Regions from separate parts of the Mus musculus genome. Here all the other regions are linked to region 3. A link is a loop called in an ENCODE intact Hi-C map of the cell type or tissue named here. Cell type or tissue: heart. All regions are shown on one strand.

Evidence for each region. Peaks named below come from ENCODE experiments on the same cell type or tissue, not always from the same donor. Only the 100,000 strongest peaks of a DNase experiment are listed, where the experiment ranks them.
Region 1: a loop joins it to region 3, with 2.3 times the contacts of the local background. A loop is called at or near these places in 2 of 42 quality-filtered maps.
Region 2: a loop joins it to region 3, with 2.5 times the contacts of the local background. A loop is called at or near these places in 2 of 42 quality-filtered maps.

The regions. Positions count from the first base shown.
Region 1 is chr3:87,965,542-87,973,541 of GRCm38, reverse strand. Nes (nestin) reads right to left here and starts at 2,449. Exons shown (of 4, transcript NM_016701.3): 1 at 1,554-2,449; 2 at 426-550. The coding sequence starts at 2,339. It overlaps Gm32518 (a long non-coding RNA gene), which reads right to left. Exons shown (of 3, transcript XR_375786.3): 3 at 7,816-7,849. It also overlaps the pseudogene Gm3745. In heart, a CTCF peak has its summit at 3,275 (motif pointing left); DNase peaks (open chromatin) are centred at 1,791, 2,451 and 3,081; H3K4me3 peaks cover 3,322 bases; H3K27ac peaks cover 2,642 bases; H3K27me3 peaks cover 747 bases.
Region 2 is chr3:87,983,442-87,991,441 of GRCm38, reverse strand. It overlaps Bcan (brevican), which reads left to right. Exons shown (of 14, transcript NM_007529.2): 9 at 660-767; 10 at 1,144-1,302; 11 at 2,192-2,274; 12 at 2,605-2,749; 13 at 2,980-3,170; 14 at 3,475-3,911. The coding sequence ends at 3,570. Among named protein-coding and RNA genes, the nearest start is that of Bcan, 13 kb to the left of the region's middle. In heart, a CTCF peak has its summit at 4,301 (motif pointing right); DNase peaks (open chromatin) are centred at 3,691, 4,361 and 5,381; H3K4me3 peaks cover 2,877 bases; H3K27ac peaks cover 4,616 bases; H3K27me3 peaks cover 2,863 bases.
Region 3 is chr3:87,764,880-87,772,879 of GRCm38, reverse strand. It overlaps Pear1 (platelet endothelial aggregation receptor 1), which reads left to right and starts at 3,927. Exons shown (of 25, transcript NM_152799.2): 1 at 3,927-4,002. In heart, CTCF peaks have their summits at 2,417 (motif pointing left) and 3,717 (motif pointing right); DNase peaks (open chromatin) are centred at 3,839, 4,899, 6,789, 7,619 and 2 weaker places; H3K4me3 peaks cover 2,451 bases; H3K27ac peaks cover 4,096 bases; H3K27me3 peaks cover 4,394 bases.

The sequences.
Region 1 (8,000 bases), 200 kb before region 3:
GTTGTCTCTTTAAGCATAACCATCTCTTCTAGTCCCGAACCTGGGAGCAGGTGGGCTCAAGTTTATGCCTACCAAGCTGCCAAGCCAGACAACCTCTTTGATCTCTGGGACTCATAAGCCTCCATCACAGACAAAAACATTACATAAATACATGTAATAAAAAGTTTTAAGTGGATCTGAGGGCTGGACAGATGGCTCAGTGGTTAAGAGTGCTTGCTGCCCTTGCAGAGAACAGGGGTGTGGCTCACAGCACCAGTGTGGAGCTGCTCACAGCCTATAACTCCAGCTGCAAGGGACCCAGTGTCTTCTGGGCTCTTAAGACACCTGGACACATGGGGCCTATACACAAATACACGTAAATAGAACAGTTTTACAGGGTCAAGTTTCGGGGCCCTTCAGCCAAGGAGACAGTCAGTACTGTGTACCTGTATGTAGCCACTTCCAGACTAAGGGACATCTTGAGGTGTGCCAGTTGCTGCCCACCTTCCAGGATCTGAGCGATCTGACTCTGTAGACCCTGCTTCTCCTGCTCCAGGGCTTCCACAGCCAGCTGCAAAGCAAGCCGGCAGAGTGAGTGGGAGGGGCCTCTGCTCTGGGCCATGACTCTCTTCACTGCTCACATCTTTGTAGGGCAGAGTCCTGTTCCTCTACCTGCGTTCTCCCTGTCTGGAGCACTGTGCTGGACCCCCGGACAAGCACAGGAAACACTCCAGGCCTCTCCTAGATAGACCAGGCTTCTTCTTAGGATGCTGGTTAAATGGTAACACATGCTATTGAGAACCTAGCTCCCACGGGAGGAGATGGGATAAAGGAGAGGAGATGGGTTACACAGCGGAAGAGGAGGCAAAGTGGAAACAGAAGGAAAAAGCAATTTATCAAGAGTCGCCTCGAGAAGGCTTGGAAGGAAAGCAGCTGGGCCACCACTGCCCCCGGCTCCTCATAGCAGGCTGGGTTCCTCCACTTCCCACTTGTTCTGGAATCCTTCTCCCCCAAGAAGAGTGGGCAGGTGGTCACGTCGGGACTTCTGTCTGGGCCAGGCAAGAGGCTGTTTTCTCAGCTGTTGGTCACATCTGTGCAATATGAGGGGGAGGGTGCCCCAGGCCTTTGGAATGCGCTTCAGGGAGCTGAGAAGCCTTGACACAGAGAGGGGCTGGTGGTCTGCGGTGGCTCACACTGCCTTCCTTCACTATGGTTGCTAGGAACCTTCTGGTGGGGAGAGAGCATGTGTTGGGCACCTTCTGATTGACAACTGCATAGTGAAGGGCACAGGGAGTCACCCTAGAGAGGGGTTGCCATTCAAAGAGTGAGGAGCAGCTACAGTGGGTATTGGCCTGCGGGCCTTTCAAGGGGGCTGTGCTAGGAGGTCTCAGAATTCCATCCATCCTGCCTGTCTGGACAGGGAAGTCTAGGACTTGTGCTTGCTCTGAGCAAGGACTCCTGAATACAGTTGTCCTTGCCCCCACCCCTTTCCTGAAGGTCTCTTGCCATCCTAAGTACCTCCTAGGGCTTGGTTTTACCAGGGACAGGGTGGGCGTGTTGGTGACCCTCCTCACCTGGAACTTTTCAGTGGCCTGCAGCCGGTCCTGCCAGCGGCCTTCCAATCTCTGTTCCAGCGCCTCTCTGCGCTCCTGGAGGCTGTCGCGATCAGCCTGCAGCTGCTGCACCTCTAAGCGACTCTCCCGAGCGCCCCGCACGGCTTGGCCCAGACGCTCGCGGGCCTGGCCCAGCGAGCTCTCCATGTGAGCCACGCGCTCCTGGTAGTCACGCACCGCCCCGCGCCACACTTCGCCTAGGCGCCTGGCCAGCTCCTCGACTTCAGGGGCCCGGATGGGGGATGCGTGGGCCGGCGCGGGGGGTCGGCGCGGCGTACAGGCGGCCTGGGCGTTCAGGTGCGCGCGCTCCTCCTCGTGCGACGCTCGCAGAGCCTCTAACTCGCGCTCCAGCTCGGCAGCCTGGGTGCTCAGCCAGCCCCGCGCATTCTTCTCCGCCTCGAGCGCGCGCCGGCTGCAGGCCGCCTCCTCGATGGTCCGCTCCCGGGCGAGCCGCACCTGCTGGCACCGGCCCGCCACGCTCTCCAGCTCTTCGGCAAGGTTGTCGCGCTGCACCTCAGCCTCGTGCTTCTCCCGCCAGCGCTGATCGACGAGGACCCGCAGGGCTGCCAGCTCGTCGTCGGCTCGGGCTCGCCAGGAGGCGTCCCCGGACTGCGCCCGGAGTCCCCCAAGCTCGGCACTGAGCAGCTGGTTCTGCTCCTCCAGCGTCTTGACCCGGGTCAGGTAGGCCTCCAGGCGTCGATTGAGCTCCCACATCTGAAAAGATTCTTCCCCGACGCAACCCTCCATGTCGCTGGTCTGGCCCCCCGAGGGCAAGCGGACGTGGAGCACTAGAGAAGGGAGTGGCCCTTGGAGCTTTTAAGGGGGAGAAAGGGAGTAGCGGCGACAGTGACCCAGCGGAAGCGGAGGATTCCAGCAGCGAGCTGAAGCGAGGGTATTCATACTCCCGCCGGCCGGGCGGAAAAGGGGCGGTCCCTAGGCCTTAACCCTTTAGAGTTCAGTGCAACACACAGCCCGGGTCCCTGCATCATCCCAGCTCAGCAGAGAAGAATCAAATTGTAGCCTCGCCCTGGCGGGGATCCCGTCCGGTGCGGGTGATTTTCCGAAAGAGGCTTGAGATACAGCCAGACAGCCCAGAACACCCTAAGATGCACAGAACTGGGCCCCAGGACCTCCTTTCTCTACACTCTTACTCAAATCCTCTAGGACTCAGCTCCTCATTTATAAAATGGCTTGGTGTTGGAAACCTCGTGAACTGTTGGAAAAACGGACGGTGCAGTGTTTTGTGTATAACAGTAAATACTCACCCCCAAGAGAGGCAACATTGCGAAGAAACACTGCCCGAAGAAAGAGGAGCCCACTGGTACTGAGGGAAGTCTGCCAGTGCTCCGGAGGCTGAAGTAGGATTGACACCAGCCTGGGTAGTAAACACCACCACCACCCCTTTTCTTCAGATGGTTGGTATGGCTATGTAGATCAGGCAGGTCTCAGGGACGCTCCTGCCATAGCTTCCCCAGTGCTGGGATTAAATGCCTGTGCCAGTACCCCTGCCCAGTTAATGTTAGCAGACACAATGCCCAGTTCGTACCCGCAGAGGGACGTCCTACCCTACCCTACCCCGCACCAGGAAAAGGAGACTAGCAAGGGAAAGTTTTTCTCCTTTGAAGTTCGATCCCTCTTGTCATTTAGTGAAGAAGTTACGCGGCTCTCAAGAGAGCCCCCTGGTGGCTAAGCATGAAGTTTGGCGAAGAAAGAAATGAAGCTGTAGATTTTCTACAAGGGACCAATATTTCAGGCTCAAATATTTGAATGCTTGCTCCCCAGGTGGAGGACCTGTTTAAAAAGATTGGGGCCGGGCAGTGGTGGCACATGTCTTTAATCCCAGCACTTGGGAGGCAAAGGCAGGCGGATTTCTGAGTTCGAGACCAGCCTGGTCTACAGAGTGAGTTCCAGGACAGCCAGAGCTACACAGAGAAACCCTGTCTCAAAAATCCAAAAAAAAAAAAAAAAAAAAAAAAAGGATTGGGAGGAATGGCCTTGTTGGAGGAGGTGTGTCACTGGGGGCAGGCTTGTGCTTGTACATTGAGACCTGAGCTCTCAGCTGCTGTTCCAGTGCCATAACCGCCTGCCTGTTGCCATGCTCCCTACTGTGATGTTCAGGACCCGCATAGTGAGCTGAGGAGAGACTGGTTCCCACATGGCATACTGTGGCATGGTGCACCTGTACACACACACACACACACACACACCAATAATAAGAAGAACAATAATAAATCTAAATTCTTTAAAATAGCTGTTTGAGTCAATGACATGAGTTTCATCAAACTTTGTTCAGTGAGGCCAGTTTAATCCCTTTAACCCCAGCACGCAAGAGAAAGAATAAAGCCAATCTCTGAGTTTGAGGCCAGCCTCTACATAGCAAATGAGTTCTGGGCCACCCAGGATTACATAGTCAGATCCTGCCTTAAAAGAAAAAAAAAATAGGGGGCTGGAAAGACTGCTCAGTAATTAAGAGCACTGACTACCCTTCCAGAGGTCCTCAGTTCAATTCCAAGCAACTACACGGTGGCTCACAACCATCTGCAATGAGATCTGATGCCCTCTTCTGGTGTGTCTGAAGACAGCTACAGTGTACTTATATATAATAAATAAATAAATCGTTCAGTGAATTTTGACTTGGGATTAGGACAAAATTTCCAAAAATGTCTGAAATGGTCCTAAACATACTTCTATGGGCAGAATCGTTCATACAGATTGGCATTCTCAGCACTGATGGTTACGAAATCAGGATATCTGGGCTGGAGAGACAGACGCTCAGTAGTCAAAAGCACTTGCTGCTCTTCCAGAGGACTCAAGTACCATTCCCAGCACCCACATGCAGCTCCAGGGACATCAAAGCCTCTGACCTCTGCATGCATCCACACACAGATATACACGCCCATGCACACACACACACACACACACACACACAAATAACAATAAACTATTTTTTTAAATTAAAGTATGGATCAATTCTGAAAATGTTGAAGGTGTTCCATCATGGACCTGAAGTACCAAATGTTCAGGCAAGATTCAGCTCTACATAAGCATAAACAAGCAGGCCAGGCAGTGGTGGCGCATGCCTTTAATCCCAGCACTTGGGAGGCAGAGGCAGGTGGAGGCAGGTGGATCTCTGAGTTCGAGGCCAGCCTGGTCTACAAAGTGAGTTCCAGGACAGCCAGGGCTACACAGAGAAACCTGTCTCGAAAAAACAATAAGCAAGCAATCCTTCCCATTCGCAGGGAAATCTCCTTTCATCTTTTTTTTTTTTTTTAGCTTACACAAAGCAATTCATTAACAGAAAATAATTTGAGAAGTCCTGTTCACAGATGACAACCATGATGACCCTCTTCCTTCCAGTGCTGTCAGAGGGGATGGGGATGACAACTTCTATCTGCCCAATCCTCATCCCAGAGCTCTGAGGGCTGACTGGGCTCCAGGTCCTGGGGTCTTGGTCCTGTTTCCTCCTGTGGCCCGGAGTTTGATACACAGGGTGGTGATGCCCAGCCCCTTGCACCTCTGGGCAACATCCTGGGCAGCCAACATGGCTGCATACGGAGAGGACTCATCTCAGGCAGCCTTTACCTTCATCCTGCCAGTCACACGGCAGACGGTTTCCTTGCCAGAAAGATCAGTAACATGGACAAGGGTGTCACTGAAGGACGCAAAGGTCTGACAGGCAACAAATACATTCTCTCCTTCAGTCACCTGAGGTCCAAGGCTGGTGACCTGTTCTTCCCTCTTTTCCTTCCCCTCGTGAGGTGCCACTTCTGAACGTTCTCCCCAGACTCCCCCACCCCTTCTTTTATCTTTTAAAAATGGAAAAATCATCTGTATACCAGAGATTTGCTCTAACATAAATGTCTTTATGATTATCAGTATTTGGCTTGTATGCCTGTTACATACTTGCTACTGTGGATCATGCAAATGTTCCTCGGGCACTGAGGTCTCCAGTGGAAAGAGGATAAGTGGCCCTTCTCTGTCCTTCTCAGCAGAGTTCCTTGAGCACTGATCGTGTTCTAGAGAGACTGCGGTGCCTTGCACAGGGCTGTGGCTCTGAATTCGCCCCTTCCATCTCAATAGCCCTGAATAAGTTAGTGATGTCAAATGTTTGACTGGAGCACACAGGTGAAAGCATGTCTTACTAAAGCAAACACGTGAGAGGCTGTTTTCCTGAAGCAGACACAGGTGAGAGGATGTTTGGATATAGCAAACACATGAGAGGACTCTTGATGAAGGAGTATAAATATGACCCCACAGGCAATAAGAGACGAGCACTGAGTTTTGTTTGCTCCACCTTGATATTCTTCGCTAAAGGCACACATGTATTGATTCATCATATATAGTGTTGTTGGGCTCACCTTGTGATAATGCTGCCACCGAGAGAAACTCACCCAAGCACTGCTCTCAAGGTTCCCGAGGCAGCTTGCTGCTTCTGCAGCCTCACCTCAGGCAGGCTGGTAAGCCTGGCAGTTTCTTCAGGATTGAACTACAGCTGCCTGGTGTCTGCTTGCTGAGAGAACTGGACTGTAGCTGCTGGTTCATGCATGGTGTCTGCCTGCCTAGAGGACTGGTCTGCAGCTGCTGAGTCGTATTTGGTGTTTGCTATGGGAATGAACTGCTGTCAAAGCAAATCGAGCTTGTTCCCAAAGAACTATTGCTGAACAGGTCCACTTCCACCATAGCCTAATAACTTTTCTCTTCTACTACCTTTGCTGGGTGGTAGGGATAGAACCCTTATTAAAAGTAGGTTGCAAAAAATTTATACCTACAGGGAACCCTCTCTCAACCTTTGGGGGCTGCATTGGTTACAGATGGACCCCAGGACACCATGAATACTGGACAAGTAATCTTTGAGCTGTATTCTTGGCTTTGAGGAATCTGTGAGACTTCAGCTGCAGTGTTGTGGTTGTTGCTGTTATTGGTTTGTTTGTTTGTTTTAAGAGCAGCGAGTACTCTTTTTTTTAAAAGATTTATTTATTATTATACATTAGTACACTGTAGCTGTCTTCAGATGTGCCAGAAGAGGGTGTCAGATCTCACTGTGGGTGGTTGTGAGCCACCATGTGGTTGCTGGGATTTGAACTCAGGACCTTCAGAAGAGCAGTCAGTGCTCTTAACCGCTGAGCCATCTCACCAGCACTGTTGTTATTGTTGTTGTTATTATTATCTCCTAAGACCACAGCATACAGCATATGGGCCACATGCCACTACACTAGGTAAGTGCAAAACAGATCAGCAGCCATTTGGAGCAAGAGACACAGAGAGATAGAGACAACAGAGAGGAGTGGAGATAGAGAGAGACAGAGCTACAGGCAGGACCAAGAAAAGTAGGACAGAGAGACAGAGGCCCAAAAACAGAGACAGAGAAAAGCAACAAAAGATAGAGACAGAGAGAGAAGAGACAACAAGACAGAAAAAAACAGTGACAGAGATCCCTAAGCAAGCCAAGGCCTCTCTGGGCAACCCAGGAAGAGGCCTGTCCTTTTCCCTGACGACTGAAAGTGGGTAGGGTATGGTGTTTCATTTACCGGTGCTGGGGCCTAAACCTAGTGATTCATGCATGCTAGGCAAGCACTCGACCATGCTGAATGTTTTTATTTTAGCCGTGAATCGAGTAGAAACCATGTTTATCAGATCTACATTCATGAAAAAAAAAAAAAAACAAAAAACAAGAGATCTTGACAAAATAGGAGAGAAATGAGCTAGGCCTGGCATTACATCTGTAATCCCAGTACACAAAGGGTTCAGTCAGGAGTACAAGAGGTCAACATGGCTAGAGAGATGGCTCAGCAGTTAGGAGCACTGACTGCTCTTCCAGAGGTCTTGAGTTCAATTCCCAGCAACAACATGGTGGCTCACAACCATCTGTAATGGGGTCTGATGCTCTCTTCTGGTGTGTCTGAAGACAACTATAGTATACTCATATACATAAAACAAATAAATCTTTAAAAAAAAACAAAAATCAAAACAAAACAAAAAACAAAAACAAAAAAACAAAACAAAAAAACAAAACAAAACAAAACAAAAAACCACAATAAAATCCTAGAGGCATGGTGGCCATCAGGGTTTCCGTTGCTGTTAAGAGACCCCATGGCCAAGGCAACTCTTATTAAGGACAACATTTAATAGGGGCTGGCTTACAGATTCAGAGGTTCAGTCCATTATCATCAAGGCAGGGAAGATGGCAGTGCAGGAGTTGCTGAGAGTTCTGCATCTTCATCCAAAGGAAAGCCAGGAGCAGACTGTCTTCCAGGCAGCTAGGAAAAGGGGAGGGTCTCAAAGCCTACTCCTACAATGACACACTTCTCCAACAAGACCATACCTTGTAATAGTGCTACTCTCTGGGCCAAGCATATTCAAACCACCACAGTGGCCCATGCTTCTAATCCCAACACTTGCAGGTAGAGG
Region 2 (8,000 bases), 220 kb before region 3:
CCCTCAGCACCTGAGACCAACAACCTTCACCCTACTTGAAAAACTGTTAGCAGAGGGATGCTCGACATGATAGATGTTAGCGGAGGGATGTTCAAAAGACTGCTTGGTCAGTGTACCAATTATAGCTGGGGCACTCCAGCAAATTTAATCAGCCCAGCTTCTCCTTCCTCCTCCCCTGCTGCTACCACTGGCATGTGGGCTGTGTTCTCAGCAGCCACTGCTGGGGAGTAGTCTGAGGGACCTAGTCTGCTCTGTTGGTTAAAGGAGCCATTGTCTCTGGTCATCTGGACCAGAAATGGAGTGGATGCTGACAGCTCCTCCAGTACCTAGGCGGGGCCCAGGAAGAAGGCTGGAGAAGGCTGCCTGAGGCTGGCAGGAATTCAGGTCTCATAATCCACAGCCCTGGGCTTCTTCCCTTCCTTGGCCTCTTCCCGCTGGCTGCTCAGGGCTCACACTGGTGGCAGTCTGAGCCAGTCAGGAACTGGGAGGTGAGAGTGAGGACAGGCCCTCTGAACTCGGGGATGGACTGGAGTGATGGCCAGCTCCAGGCAGAACTGCTTACCTTCCTGGTCTGGAAGATGTCTGGGCTGGGGGGCCCGGGACCCTCCCCTGGAGAGCTCACCCTTAGGCTCCTCCACCTCGCTTCTCTCCCCTGTCAGGTGACTGTATCCCCAGCCCCTGCCACAATGGTGGGACATGCTTGGAGGAGAAGGAGGGTTTCCGCTGCCTATGTTTGCCAGGCTATGGGGGGGACCTGTGCGATGTTGGTGAGTTTGTGGAAGGACGTGGGGGCAGGTCCAAAGCCTGGAGCCTACCCCAATATGCTAGTTTCTGAGGTGGAGGGAGGTCACTGGTTTGGGCCTTGCCATGAATGACTTCAGGCAAGTTACATAGCTAGTCTCAACCTTCCTGTCACTGTTCTGTCTCCAGAGCGGGGAGGAGGACATCTTCTCCAGCATGGAGGACTGCACAGGCCAGGGGTGGAGAGCCAGCTGACCTAGCCACTGCCCAAGAGCCCTCTAGGCTCAGGCCTCCTGGCTGCACTTGAGTGGCTCTGAGTCCTCCCCTCCTGCTGCTAAGCAGCTGGCTAAAGAAGCCAATCTAAGACCTGGCAGCCCACCCGCTTCCTTCCCTGTGCTCCAGGCCTTCATTTCTGCAGCCCTGGCTGGGAGGCCTTCCAGGGAGCCTGCTACAAGCACTTTTCCACACGAAGGAGTTGGGAGGAGGCAGAAAGTCAGTGCCGAGCGCTAGGTGCTCATCTGACCAGCATCTGCACCCCTGAGGAGCAAGACTTTGTCAACGGTGGGTGGGGCCTGACTTCCTGCGCATGCTCCAGGCCAAACCCACTCCTCACCCACAGCTTCCTCACTCACGCCTCTTCACTCCTCCCTCTCTCTCCCTCTTTCCTCTCTCACACCCCTTTCCCCTTCCCTCATCTTTTACCTCTCACTCACCCGGAGACCTGTTGTGGGGAGATTGGGCCCATGGTGTCCGACATTTGCGGGGCTGCCTAGGCTGCGGGGGTGGGGTGTGTGTGTGTGTGTGTGTGTGTGTGTGTGTGTGTGTGTGTGTGTCTCCCTGCTTTCCCGGATGCAACTGTTTCCCTAACTCTGTGGTAGCAAGGTTTGCTCCTCTTCTTTCCCTTCCAAAGTGCTATTCTCCACCTGCATGTCCTTGCGCCATGGATGTGAAGGTTACTTACGAAAATAGGGAGACAGGCTAGAGAGATGGCTCCGCGGTTAAGAGCACTGGCTGCTCTTTTGAAGGGCCCAGGGTTCAATTTCCAGCACCCACATGACAGCTCACAACCATCTGTAATTCCCGTTCCGGGTTGCCCCTCTGATGCCTTCTGGCCTCTGAGGACGATGCACACAAGTGGTGCACAGACACAAATGTATGTGAAATACATACAACAAAAATTCAAAGCTTTCAAAAGAAGAGAATTTAGGGAGAGCCTTTATGATAGCAAATCTGATTGTCTTCCCTGGGGGGGGGGGGGGGAGAAAGACAGAAAAGGTGGGTGAACGCCGTCCATCTTTGGCTGCTTTCCCAGCAGAAGAGGCTAGGTCTGAGCCAACAGCCACAAACCAGCAAGATTTGGGGAGGTTTTTGGATGGACTCCCCAACAGGTCATCACTGGCCCAGAAATACTGGGCTTCCTGCTCACTGCACCTCTGGCTTTTCTCTCTAGATCGATACCGGGAGTACCAGTGGATTGGGCTCAATGACAGGACCATCGAGGGTGACTTCTTGTGGTCAGATGGTGCCCCTCTGGTGAGGACTGTCACTGCACTGTAGTCTAGGTCACTTCTTGGGCCTTTCTGCCCTCAGTAACCGTCACTGCCTCTTCCTCCCTTTCTGGCTGTTTCGTTCCCCTTTCCCCTGGACCCTTTCTTTCCGCATGCTTCTCCTCTCTGGCTCTTGTCTCCTTCCTGGAGAGCCCCTGTTCTCTTATTCCCCCTCCCTGCCTGTCCCAGTCACCAGTCCCTGCCCCTCCATATCCTGGGATACCCCCCAAGTCCTCCCTCCAGTTTTCTGGGGGCATTTCCCCTGGTACTTATGGGGTTCAAGCGTCTCACCACCTCCTCCACTCCCCCTTCCCAGCTCTATGAAAACTGGAACCCTGGGCAGCCTGACAGCTACTTCCTGTCTGGGGAGAACTGTGTGGTCATGGTGTGGCATGACCAGGGACAGTGGAGTGATGTGCCCTGCAACTACCATCTATCCTACACCTGCAAGATGGGGCTTGGTGAGGGCTGCCGAGGGAAAGGGTGGCCGGGACTGCCACGAGTGAGAGGAGAGCAAAGCTACCCAGAAGAGCCTGTCAGGGTGTACCCCAGACTGTGGGGGGGTTGACACACCACACTGACCCCCTTTTTTTTTGGTCAACTGTGGCCATGCCTTTCCTCCCCGTCAAGTTTCTGGGAGCCATCATCCACAAAGCCAGGCTCCCAGCTTCTAAATGTGTACCCCTTGCAGTGTCCTGTGGGCCTCCACCACAGCTACCCCTGGCTCAAATATTTGGTCGCCCTCGGCTGCGCTACGCGGTGGATACTGTGCTTCGATATCGATGCCGAGACGGGCTGGCTCAGCGCAACCTGCCGTTGATCCGCTGCCAGGAGAATGGGCTTTGGGAGGCCCCTCAGATTTCCTGTGTACCCCGGAGGCCTGTAAGTGACAGGAGGAAACAGGTAGGGGGCACCAGCTACTTGGCAGCCCTAGGCTCAAAGACCCATTATGCCTGCCATTCACTGACTGAGCTTGGAGTGACCACTGCCTCTCGCTGAGGCTAAGAGAAGGAAATAGGCTGGAGCTCTGGAGACCTCGTGGGTGCAGATGGCTGAGAACCTGCAACCACACTTGGGCTCCTAAGGGCAGAGCAAGTATTTTGAAAAGGGCAGGGGTTAAGCAGCAATGACCCAGGTTATTAAGGAGGAGCGCCGTGCAGAGGATGGGTGTGTTTGTCTTCCATAGGGCCGTGCTCTGCGCTCCATGGACGCCCCAGAAGGACCACGGGGACAGCTCTCGAGGCACAGGAAGGCACCGTTGACACCGCCCTCCAGTCTCTAGGGAGCCTGGAAGACTGCTGCCCCCAGCAGGACCCTCTCACATCAACTGCCAGTGCTCTTCCCCATGATAGGGGGTGACGTGAGAGGGGTGGGACTGAAATTCAGAGGACAGCGCTCGAAGGGGTTTCTGGGAAACACTTGGGTGGCTCCGCCCCCTCACACAAGGGCCTCAGGTTTTACCCGGTAAGTCCCTAAGTGCCTCAACTGCCCTCTCATGTCAGCTGCCTCCTTGTCCCTCGATTTCGTTAGGGGACACTGTGCTATTCGTTCTTGATTTTCAAAGAGTTTTTAGGATGGAGTACCAGCAAAACCAGGTGGAAATAAAGTTGTCTGAACCCAAAGTTTGATGCTTCTGTGTACATGTGGACATTCAGACAGTGTTAGGCAGACCCTCCAAAGGTAGGTCCCGCTGCGATTATTACCTTGCAAAAGGTCAGAAAAATCACCAAGAACTTGAAGAATAGAGCAATGCCTGGCGTAAAATGGTTGCCTAGCCGGCGAGGATTCACCACTGCCTGCATCAGATCACCAACCGAATGAAGAATTGGGTCTGGGGAGAGGGGGACCCCTGGTGGCCTCATTTTGAGCTCCTGAGAGTGCCTCCGTTCCTGCAGTGCTGAAGGGAAGGTTGGGCAGCGACAAACAGAGAAGGAGGCAGAGGATATTAAAAACAAGCTAAGGGGTCCTCCGCCACGCCAAGGGGCTCACAGGCTGTGACCAGTAGAGGGCGCTGCAGATACAGTTATGTAGCTCTAGAGGGCGAAGTAGATCCGGACCAGAGAGGAGCCAGGAGGCCACCAGGGGGAGTCGCGGTCTTTCTGACTTGCGGGGCAGACCTGGTAGGCGTGCGGGGCAGAAAGTTGTGCGGGGGGGAATGCAGGACTTCCGGCTGACAAGACTGGGCTGGTCTCGGCTGAGTCAGCGGAGGCTGAAGCGATGAGGTCACCGCAAGCTAGGAAGTGGATGACCAGTGCCTGAACCAGCCAGAGCTCCTTTAATTGGCTGGAGTCCCATCCTGAGGGAAGGCAAATGATGGCTGCATATCCTCACACCTGGTTCAATCAGCATTGAGGGCCACGAGGACGCATGCCTTATACCCATTAACCCACCTGGCCATTCTTAGTCCTTTTCTAAAAGCCAGGCGACAAGAACAAAAACAAATGGCAAAAGACACTGAGTCCCAGACAGAGGCTTGGGAAGGTAGCGCTGAGGACCTGAGACTCTGCTGGCCCTTCTTCCCTAAGAAAGCACGGATTTCTCAGACCTCACCACCTCCATCATCATCCTCCTTCCTCCAGCCCCGGGGCTCATCTGCCTGCCCACACAGCCAACCCAGAATAAGCAGAGAGTACAAACTGGTTCTTAAGGATCTACAGGGAAGAGTGGACCCTGCTTTATCCTGTATCGGCTCATAGTTGCCCATTCAATGCGTTCTGGGGGTTGTCGGGGCATTTAGCTGGAACTGTAAGTGGATGAAGACCCAGGATGATGGATCCCGAAAAGGAGCAGGCTAGAGAAGAGCCAGAGTCTGTCTTTTGGGTTCAGAACTCACGGTGGGTGGAGCACGGTGGGTGGATGATTTCTATGTAGCATGGTGAATTTGTGGCAAACTGGGATTCCCGGCCCTTTCTCCAAGATTTTCATCATCAAACCTCCCACTTGGCACAGGTCCACCATCTTCTCTGTTCTGTGGGTAAGGAGAGTCCCAGAAGTGGATGGGAGACTAGAATCAGAGTCCTCCCTCACCTGCTGGGCCTCTCTGGCAGGGCAGCAAACAGGAAACCTCCTCCTGGCTTGTTGAGCTTCCTGGGGAAGGGGGGGGGGGAGGGGAGGAAGAGGGAAGGGGGTGTCCTGGAATAACTCAGCAGTGCCCTGAATGGACAGTAGCTAGCCAGTGCCTCGGGAGTCACACATAGAGCACCAGCACACCTCTTTGGAGACTTGGAGTAGGGCCACACCTCGGCCACGGCTGCCAGCTGTCACTGTTGGGACCCTGACTGTGTGCCCTGACTCTCAGCCTCCTCCACATATGAGTTGAGTGGGGTCCCCATCAGGATGTCTTGTTCCCCGGATTTAAGAGGTATTGGAAAAGAGAGACCCACCCAGGGCAATAGGTAGCAGCTTGAGCGTTGCCCAGGGGGCACGGCGCTTAGGAGCCTGTGATTTGGCCTTCTGCCAGGTTCCTGCTGCCTCTGGATGCTCTGACACATTCCACCTCCCAGTTCTTCACCATACCCTTGCCTCCCACAACACTGCCTGACTTCACTTGGGGCCTTTGTCCCAGCCGGGAGGCCCTGTCTGTCGGCCTGACTCCTGCGTGGAGAGAGAAAGGGTCCCATTGTCCTAGTGTCCACAGTGACTTAGCAGTTCCCGAAGACTTCTAAAAATTCACCTCCTTGTCAGAGATCTTTTTCAGGCTCTGTAGTCAGATCCTGACCAGAGTGCCTGCGTAGGTGCCCCCTCTCTCAGAGCCTGATGCAACTGGCTCTCCCTTTCCCAAACGGAGGTCCTTCCTGATGTCTGCCTTCTATTTGGCTTGCTGCAAAAATAGCTAGCTTCCTCCTGGGCAGAAGAACTGAAAAGTTCATGGACAGAAAATGAGGAAAGGCTAGGAAAGAGGCAGATAGGATGTGAATGCTCTCCCACTGGGCCAGTGGCTCAAGTGATAGGCTAAGTGGGTGGACCCTGAGTCTCAGGCTACCCAGATGCCTTGGTGTTTAAGTGGATTGTTAACAGAGAGAAGGCTTCTGACCACTTAAGACTGGAATTAAATACTACTCATATTTAATACTTGTACTGGCTGGTTTTGTGTGTCAACTTGACACAAGCTGGAGTTATCACAGAGAAAGGAGCTTCAGTTGGGGAAATGCCTCCACGAGATCCAGCTGTAAGGCATTTTCTCAAGTAGTGATCAAGGGGGGAGATCCCCTTGTGGGTGGTGCCATCTCTGGGCTGGTAGTCCTGGGTTCTATAAGAAAGCAAGCTGAGCAAGCCATGGGAAGCAAGCCAGTAAGTAACACTCCTCCATGGCCTCTGCATCAGCTCCTGTTTCCTGACCTGCTTGAGTTCCAGTCCTGACTTCCTTGGTGATAAACAGCAGTGTGGAAGTGTGAGCTGAATAAACCCTTTCCTCCCCAACTTGCTTCGTGGTCATGATGTTTGTGCAGGAATAGAAACCCTGACTAAGACAATACTCAATGAAAGACAGCCCAAAGCTCCCTGGCCCATGTTCTGCTGACCCCAAGAGGCATCTGGAGACACTACATTATTGACTAAGATATGTTACTCTGTGCCTCAGTTTCCCCCATTAGAGTCAGCTGAAGTTCCCTCTAAGGTGTCTGGAACTCATAGCCATCCTGGAGAGGCAGAGCCATTCTGGATGCCTGGTGGGAGGGGAGAGAGGCAAGAGAAGGGAAAGTCAAAGGGATCATTTTGTGCTGAGTGAGGTCCATTAGTGGGAACACAGGGCCCCAGAGAAATCAGGGGGATTTCAGAGCTAGCCAAAGTCTCCTGAGGAGGCACCCCTTTGGGGCCTAAGGCCAACAGATTGTGAGCAGCTGATCCCACAGCTGCAGGGTGGGGGTTCCTCGACAGAGGCCTCCTGGCACCTGCCTCAGTTTATTTATGGAACCGCAGCTGAGTTGTAAGGGTGAGGAGGGAGGTCCATGATTAAAGGGGACTCTGAAAGGGAAGAAGAAGTGCCAGGACCTGGGGTTCAGACAACTGGGCCCCATCCTTTTGGGATAGGGCATACAGAATGGTCGTTAGATTATGGGGTGGCAGGAGGAGCCCCTGGGCACCAGGGCTGGAGAGGGCTGAGGCTAGAGGCAGGTTTACTATTCCTGACCTGCTGGCAGATGTTGAGTTAGGAGGTGGTGTGAGAGGGTTCAGGGTGGAGAAAGCAGGGGAAGCTAGAAGAAGAAGCACTGGTTCCTTTGCGTACCAAAGCAAACTGCTGGAGGCTTCACGCCTCGGCTCCTCTGCCCCTGAACCAAGCGGTGCCCACAGCTCTATGGCAGCTTCATGCTCTAGTGTGGTCCTAAGGTGGCTCCTGGGCTCAGAGACAGCTGCTGGCAACCTTTCTTCACTACCTGAACCAGGGTAGTTCAGGCTCTTCTCCCTCCTCTCAGGAGGACTCACCGCTAACTTCCAGCCTTCCTGCTGTTGAGCCCACCCTAGAATTTAGCCCTCTCCCTGCCCCCCCCCACACACACAGATGGGGTGGGACGGCATACAATAGAAACTTGGGGCCTATCCCTACGGCCAGAGTCTTCTCTGGTTTTCTGGGCTGGGTGGGCTCCCCTTCTACCGGTAGTACAGATAGCACATTCCAGACGAAATGAAACTACATTCCTTCGTCCCCCCACCAGAGAGGCTGGCAGGGTTGACAGCAGCTGCATCAGCATGGGTCAAGTGGCAACAGCTGGCATC
Region 3 (8,000 bases):
GCCTTTCAGCCTTCCCCTCATCATGAGGGTGCCCCCAAGCTCCATTAGCCCCCCTTCCCCTGATAGCCCCTAAATCAGCCCCAATTATTCATGCAGGGGGTGTGCTGGGCTGAGCTGTGATTACAGCAAGAGTGGAGGGCTGGAGATGAGGGTCTGAGTGCCAGGCAAGCTGGCAGGAGGCAGAAGCAGAGCGGGGACAGGAGGGGCTGGACCCTGTGAGCACACGCAGAACAGTGACCATCTTGGGCACAAGAACCTGGAAGCCTAAAGTGTGCATGAAGGGGCGGGGTGTAGACTGAAAAGTGGACATTTGGGGGTCCTGGTGTATGAACCTCAGGAGCAGGAGGGGAATTAGTGGCATGTATCTGCAAGGGCCAAGCTTAATCTGCCCACCCTCAGTTGTAGCCAGATGTTTATGAGGAATGGGCTGGAAAAGAGAGTGAGCCAGCCGCATACATCCTCCCACATCTTTCCTGAGTCCCACTCCCTGCTCCGTGTAAGGCCAGGCTGGCCAGTGCCTACTGGGCAAGCTGGATATCCCAGGTCCTCTCTCTGTTCTTGTGTTTGCTGTCACCTCTCTGGGCCTCTGGAAACACAGAGCTGTGTGCTAGGAAGGTTGATGCTCATCCCTGGGAGCTGAGCTGAGTGAGAGGAGCGAGAAGGTCTGGTCTCCACACATAGCATCCTCTCTGTGCTTGGTCAGGGAGCCTCCTCTGGGAGCTGCGATGCTCTGAGCAACCTTCCTGCTAGGGAGACGCCTCTAGGGCTTCTTGTAAGACCATTCCCACTGAGGGTGGGAACCAGGCTTTCACTGGCTCCTCGGCCACTTCCCTGAGCCCCTTGGGTCAGAACAGCAGCTTCGTCCCCTGCCTCCAGGTTCCTCTTCTCCCTACAGTCTGCCAACACAGCCATAGTCCTTGTATGGGATCCCGCCCTGCCTCTGGGCAAGCTATTCCAATGGCTTTTCATCCCACACAGAGCAAAAGCCAGTAGCTTTACTGTGACCTAAGAGGTTCTTGCAAGATTTGGCTCTGATACCCCTGTCTTTAATACCCACCATCACCACACGCATTACATGCCGTAAACTACTCTGTGCAAGGGGTTGTCATTGGTGTGTGTGTGTGTACATGAATGAACGCATGCTACTGTCAGTGTGAGTGCACATGGGGAGGTCAGAGGACAGCTCCAGGTGTCACAGTCCTTAGCATCCATCCTGCCAGATAGAGGACCGAGAGGTCTGGAGTAACAGATGGGGGTGGGGAGAGGTGCAGGTGTTCAACCCGCCCATGTATGTATGTACATGCATATATACACATACACATATATAATGACTTGTATATAATGAATTATATAGTATGTAATGAATTTTATATAATTATTTTATTATGAATACATTACACATATATTCACTTACATGACGAATTTTAGTCACGTTTCCCTCCCTATTTCCCTCCTTCATCTCCCTCCCTCCCTCCCTCTCCTATCAGCACTCTTCTTCCTGAAGGAAGCAGTCCCTCTCGACTGACATGTCTTCCTGTTCATGGCCCACTGCATTTAGTTAATTATTTGCCTGCGTGTGGGTGAGAGGTTACTCAGTGGAGCAAGGGTAGCTTAGCAATGTTTACACCACAGTCCACTGTCCCCTTAGGAGGAGCAGGACCCCAGGAAATGCTGAGTTCACGTGTCCAGAGACATCTTTTTGCTGTGGACTCTTTCTGCCTTCCCCCTGCAGTGGTCTCTCAGCCTTGGAGGGGATGCTATAGCTGTCCCAGTTGGGATGATACGTCACCATTACTAATTCTCTGCACTTTGGTTACATGTTTCTGCGTTCACCCATGCCTGCTGCTATATGAAGCTTCCCTGAGCTATTCTCTGGGAATTCTGGGTGTGGACCTGGCCAGTGTTCATCCTCACGGATGATATTAAATAAAGATTGCTTTAACTGAGGGACAGGAAAAGGCTCATGGATGATATTAAATAAAGGTTGCTTTAGCTGAGGGACAGGAAAAGGAAGAGGAGGAGGAGGAGGCAGAGGAGAAAGAGGTAGCAGCTTTTCTGATGAAGGCTGGAGGAATCGCTAATATTGTAATAATGTGGCTATTTAGAAGGCAATCTGATGTGACTGTTTAGCAAAACAGTAGAAGAAACTATTTCTGGGACTCAAGTGTTAAACTTTCTTAGCAGGAATGGGATGTGGGCCGTAGGGCAGAATGCAATCCCAGAAAAAAAAAAGAACATGGAGCAGAACATCTGAGCACAAGTGGAGCCACACATATGTCTCACTTTCTTTCTGCACCTCAGTTGCCCTCATTGGTCATTTAAATGAGAAAGATCAGGTAATTTCCAAGGCTTCAAAAATGATGGGTCTTATGCCGCCTGACCTTGCGTTGGTTTTTACTGCCCTCTGCTGGACATTTTATGGTACCGCAGTCCAACTTCGTATTTCCTTCTCTGAAACACTGTTGCCATCCACTGCACCTGAGCTCTGCCCAGTTTATCATCAGAACAACTGTTAAACAGCATTGCCTGTCTCTCACCTGGATTATAATAATAATAATATTAGTAATTATTATATATCAGTATTATACACAATATTAGTAAGTATTATACACAAACAGCTTGGAACCACAATATCCAAGAATCAGGAATTGTCAGGACACAGCAATCCTGTTCTTGAATAGCCCAGTGCTGTCACCTGCTGTAGTAGAGAACACCCAACGGCCCAGAAACTTTATGGTGAGGGGAAGAAGATGGACATACGTGAGTACATACTCTATGATGACATTTACACGGATATTCTAGAAATATAAACTACAGAAAGCAAATCAAAACTTTCGTGGGGTTTGGGCTAGGGGTGAGGACGGAATCTGCGTCCTTACTGTAGCCTAGAGTAGGTACACTGGGGGAGATGGACTTTAAAACATTAGATTGACTTCTGTTGCAGGGGAGGGAATATGTACCATGCTATGGCACTGTTGTGGGCATAGATGACAAGTTTTGGGATTTGATTCTCACCTTCTACCATGTGGGTCCCTGGGTTCAACCTCAGGTCATCAGGCTTGGTGGCAAGCGCGTTACACCCCCTCGACCCCTCCCTGAGCCATCTCTCCATCCCCAGAGAGGGACATTTTAAACCACACTTTTATTGGGATGAACACATTTGTCTAAGCCAATGAAACAGCATGCTAAGTAGAATAAGCTAGATGTGGAAGGTCGGAGGCCGGAGCTGAGGTACATATAGCCTAACTTCACGATGGCTACCAGGGCCAGGGGATGCAGACTGAGTTTCAGTTTGGGATGAGGAGAAAGCTCTGGAAATTGACAGTAGCAAAGGTTTCGTATATGTGAAATACTTTATGCCACCGAACTGTATACTTAACATTTGTTGAAAGGATGTGTTTTATATTGTGTATGTTTTGCCACGATAAAGTTTTGGAACATTATTCATCAAGCCAAGTGGGCTTATTTTTATTATATGTCAATCACTCTTAAATAAAGGTGTCCCTGCTGTTTAGAATTCAACCTAGGGCCTGCAGCATAAGCCACACTCCCCCAGGCCCAAGTTGTCTTTGTTCTGAGACCTGACTGTGGTAGGTCGCTGAGTTCTTCGGAGCAAGCTGATGAGCAAGATCTGCTTTCTTTATGTAGCAGAATCCTGCTTCAACTCTTGCAAAGGTCCCAAAGATCTGACCGCGCAGGCAGGGTGCCCCTCCCCTGAAGGCCGCCAGGGGGCGCCGCCGGGCAGGAAAGAGGGGCGTCGGGTGGACCGCGACGCCGGGAGCCGGGGCTGTCAGGTTGGGCGGCTCTCCCCGTCCACTTCGCAGACAGGCGTGCGGAGGGCTGACCCCACCCGGCCGGGCTCCAGCCTCCCCGCGCGGACTTCCTGCCTGGGCGCGGGCGGAGGCCCACCCCCTTCCTGCCCGCGCAGCCAGCTCTGTCGGCCAGCAGGACCCGTCGGTACAACACGCCGCTCTGAGCTCCGAGCTCCGAGCCCCGAGGCAGGTGAGTGACCTGCCCTGGGCTCTGGAGCCCGAGACCGCTGGGCTGAAACCTGAAGAGAGGAAAGGAGGAGATGGAGTGGGGACTCCTGTGTGTGTGTGTGTGTGTGTTCCGTCTAAGTGGAAAGAGAAGAGAAAGGAGAAAGGAGAGAGTTAGGGGAAGAGAAGAAAGTGAGATCTAAGTAGAGAAAGCCGCCTAAGTGAAAAGAGAGAGAGAGAGGAGAGAAAGAAGAGAGCGAGCAGAGAGGGAGAGGGAGACCTAACTAAGTAGAAAAAGAAAGCTGCGTAGCTCTGAGGATAAGGAGCTAGGATGGGGACCAGCCTGGGAGAGCTCTCTTCTCGCCCTGAGGAAGGCAGCCTGCAAGTCTCCTGGATTCCAGTGTGCTGTTTGCTAGTGTAGAACCATGGTGGTGGTACCGAAGCCCTGAAAAGCAACCCTAAACCTTGTCTTCCCTCTATCCCCCAATTTCTTCTTTCTGGGAGGACCAACAAAACACAGTTGCCTGCCTGTCTCCTCCTATGTCTCGCGGAGAAAGACCCTGTTTAGTGTTCATAGTGTTGCCCCCTACCCCTGCCCAGGGAAGAGATTGGATTTGCGTGTCCTTTCCCATCTTGTAGGGGAGAGGTCAGCCATAGGCACCTACAGTCTCTGAGGCTTGTTTATTGTTGTTTTTTTGTTTGTTTTTCTTTTTCCTGGATGATGTGGGCCCATAGCCAGGCTGATAGTGTGAGCCCTGGGGCCCGGGAACCCAAGCTCCATCCAGCAAGGCCTCCCTCACTTCGCATCCCTGTTTCCAGCCTCTAGCCACGGACTCGTGACTCCTTGTTTTGGACTTTTAGTAGAGCCTGCTGCCCCAGCTGGGGACGGTGACCCCTGGTCCCCGGAGACTGGAACAGCGTGTGCTGGTTGAAGTTCCCAGGCTCAGCCAGGCCTTAGCTCTAGGCAGGGCCGGATAAGGGGTCAGTTCTCAACCCCTGCCTATGCTAGGCCTAGGGGGTTGGAGGCTGTTCTCCAAACCCAACTCCAGCCCACAGTACAGTGCCCTACCTCTGGCTGTGTGTGCATGGGTGAGATGGGTGTGGGCTGGCCTCCCACCTGCCAGCCTACCCTGCTTGGCTGCTCTTCCAAAACCTGCCCCCTCCCTGGCTTGCCTTTTTCTTCTCAGTGAAGGGTGAAGTGGGAGGGTTGGCTTCTGCTTCTCCACTCCATTCCAACATGCCCTATCAGACAACCCAGAAGAGGAAACCCTCCCCAGGCAGCCTGCTCCACCAGCGAGAAACCCAGAGAAAGATAGTTGCCACAGCCACTGTATGTGGCTTCTCTGAGGAAACTCCAGCTTGGAACAGGATGATGGCTCCTGGTACCTGCCCTGTGGGGCAGCCAGCGTGTGGGGTGGGGTGGGGGGAGCTAGCAGAAAGGCAGGAGGAGAGAGGATGGACAGACATAAACACAGACGCAGGCCAATGCAGACACACAGACTTGGCAAAACAAGGCCTGGGGAGAGAACTGTGCATATGGAGCTTGAGAACAAAGATGCCAGGTCGAGGAGAGGCCATGAGGGTGGAAGGAAGGGCACACAGAGTCTGCCTGAGGCCTGGTCTGAACCCCTGCTGTGCTGTAGCTTGTATGAAGAATGGCAAAATACCCACCTAGGGCAAAATACCCACCTAGTGGTGTAATCGCTAAGAGGAGGAAAAGGCTAGCCCTCCCTGTGTTTCCCTCATGTTACACACCTGCATGTCGCCTGAGAGTGACCTGCAAGCAGGACCGTGAGTGTGGGCACCTCTCCCTTCCTGTGGTTGCATCTGGGACTCAGTCCCTGTGTTTGGGAGGATTTGTGGACCATGATGGGCACTGTCCCAGGCCCGAGGGGGCAGGATGAGGACTCACATCTGCTCCACACCTGCTTCCTGCTAGGTGACTCGGAGCCTTGCATGTCTGTCCTCCGTTCAGACCGCTGTAAGAACTGGCCCCTTATCCCAGTCACCAGCTGGGAAGGTGGAGGGCGATCCTGAGGAGGTCCTGATCCAGGCCAGCATGACAGGTGGAGAGCCATCTTTCAGTTTGTGCTTAGTCTTTCTGCATTCCGCCTTTTTTCTTTTTCTTTCTTTCTTTTTTAAGATTTATTTATTTTATGTGAGTACACTGTCACTGTCTTCAGACACACCAGAAAAGGGCATCAGATCCCATAACAGATGGTTGTGAGCCACCATGCGGTTGCTGGGAATTGAACTCAGAACCTCTGGAAGAGCAAGCAGTCAGTGCTCTTAACCACGGAGCCATCTCTCCAGCCCTCCACCTTTGTTTTTACCAGTCACTCTGCACTGTGTCTGGGGCTTTGGGAGGTCTGATGGGGAGCAGAAGAAAGGACCACAGCCATTACACTCAGTTCAGTGTGTCCACCTGTCCCTGCCACACAGCTGCTGTGGGTGCTGGCTGGTACCAGATGTGTGGTGAAGAGCCTTGCCCAAGGCAAGTCTGACATGGTGGCAGACAGTTGTTGATAAGCGTTACAAGCCAGCTAGGTGGTCAAGGTCCAGAGCTCCATTCCTAGCACCACCAAGCAAGCCTAGACCAGTGAAAGAGCCCTGTGTCCCAGGGATGGTCTTCAAGGAAACCTTGGACTATGCCAGTGTTGGAGAGTGATGCACAGGGTGGGTCTCACAGAGACTGAGAGCACAGGCTAGGGAGTGTAGCTGCCATAGAAGGCTGTCCCTCAGCCCCTCCCTAGACAGCAGTGTTCTGCTCTCAGCCCTGGAGTGGCCGAAGTTAGCTCTGCTTGTTCCCAGAGGAGGCACAAGGCTACTGACTGGCTGGGTCATTTCCCTGTGTCGGGGGGAGCGTCCCACTTGGAGCCGGCTTCTGAGTAGAGCTATAGGTAACAGACAGAGCCATTGGGGGGGGGGGCTTGCCTTTTTAAGCCTAGAGGGCAGGGAGGGAAGGTGAGGCTTGAGTTTGGGGAGTTTCTTGGTTGAGTCTGGTCTCGAAGGCTGAGAGGGACCAGACATTCTGAGGAGGCTTGAGCAGAGGCAGCTGCACAGTGAGAGGCATGTGGGACCCTTGGCTTCAGTGAATGTCACAGGGCCAGATGGGTGTTACTGGCCTTTCCTGTAATGGGGGTCCACAGAAGATGGTGGAAGCAAGCAGGAGCCAGAGCAGAACTGCACTTTGTGAAAAAAAAAATTCTCTGTATGTAGCCCAGGCTGTCCTGGAATGAATTATCCTCCTATCTCAGCCTCCTGAGTGTTGGGATTAAAGGTAAAAGTCATCTTGCCCTGCCAGAATTGTACTTTCTGAAGGTAATGTCTGGGTGGTGGTAAGGCAGGCAGGCTAGTGGGGTAGCTATTCTCCAGACTTGTCTCAATCTGGTGGCCAGACACAGCCCTTGGGCAACACGTTTTACAAAGATCGTCCTATCCCCTTATTAGTGAAAGGGGCCACCTCTCCCCAGGTGGCAGTCAGGGCTGGAGCTGGGGCGGAGACTGGCTTAGATCTGAGTCAGAACCCTGCTGGTTCTCTATTTCCTGATGAGTAAACAAGGCCTATGGTAGACCCTCTGGCCTCCGCTTCCTGAGCCAGCAGCGGGCCAGCCTCTCACCCTGCTCTGCCCCAGCCTCTAGTCAGCCTCTCTCAGGCTTCCGGCCCCTCCATCCGGCAGACATGCCTGGCGTGCCGGAGCCTGGTTCAGCTGGGTGAATGAAGGAGGGGCCCCGTGTTTGAATGTGCTCATGAAGACTTTGTGGTGTGAGGTGCCACTGGGTGGTCAAGGCTGGCAGTGCTAGCTCTGCTGTGGGGAGAATGTGGAGGTCTGGGTTGGGGTCTCACTCCTGGCTGGGAAGGACTACATGAGCCTGGCTCAGCGATAAAGGCAACTCAAGAAAAAGCAAAGAGAGACAGAAACTAAAGAGCCCACCTCAGAACCGAGCTCAGAGGGCTCAAGTGACATGACCAAAGCCACATAGCTTGTGACAGGGACAGGACTAGACTCTCTAGACTGAGAG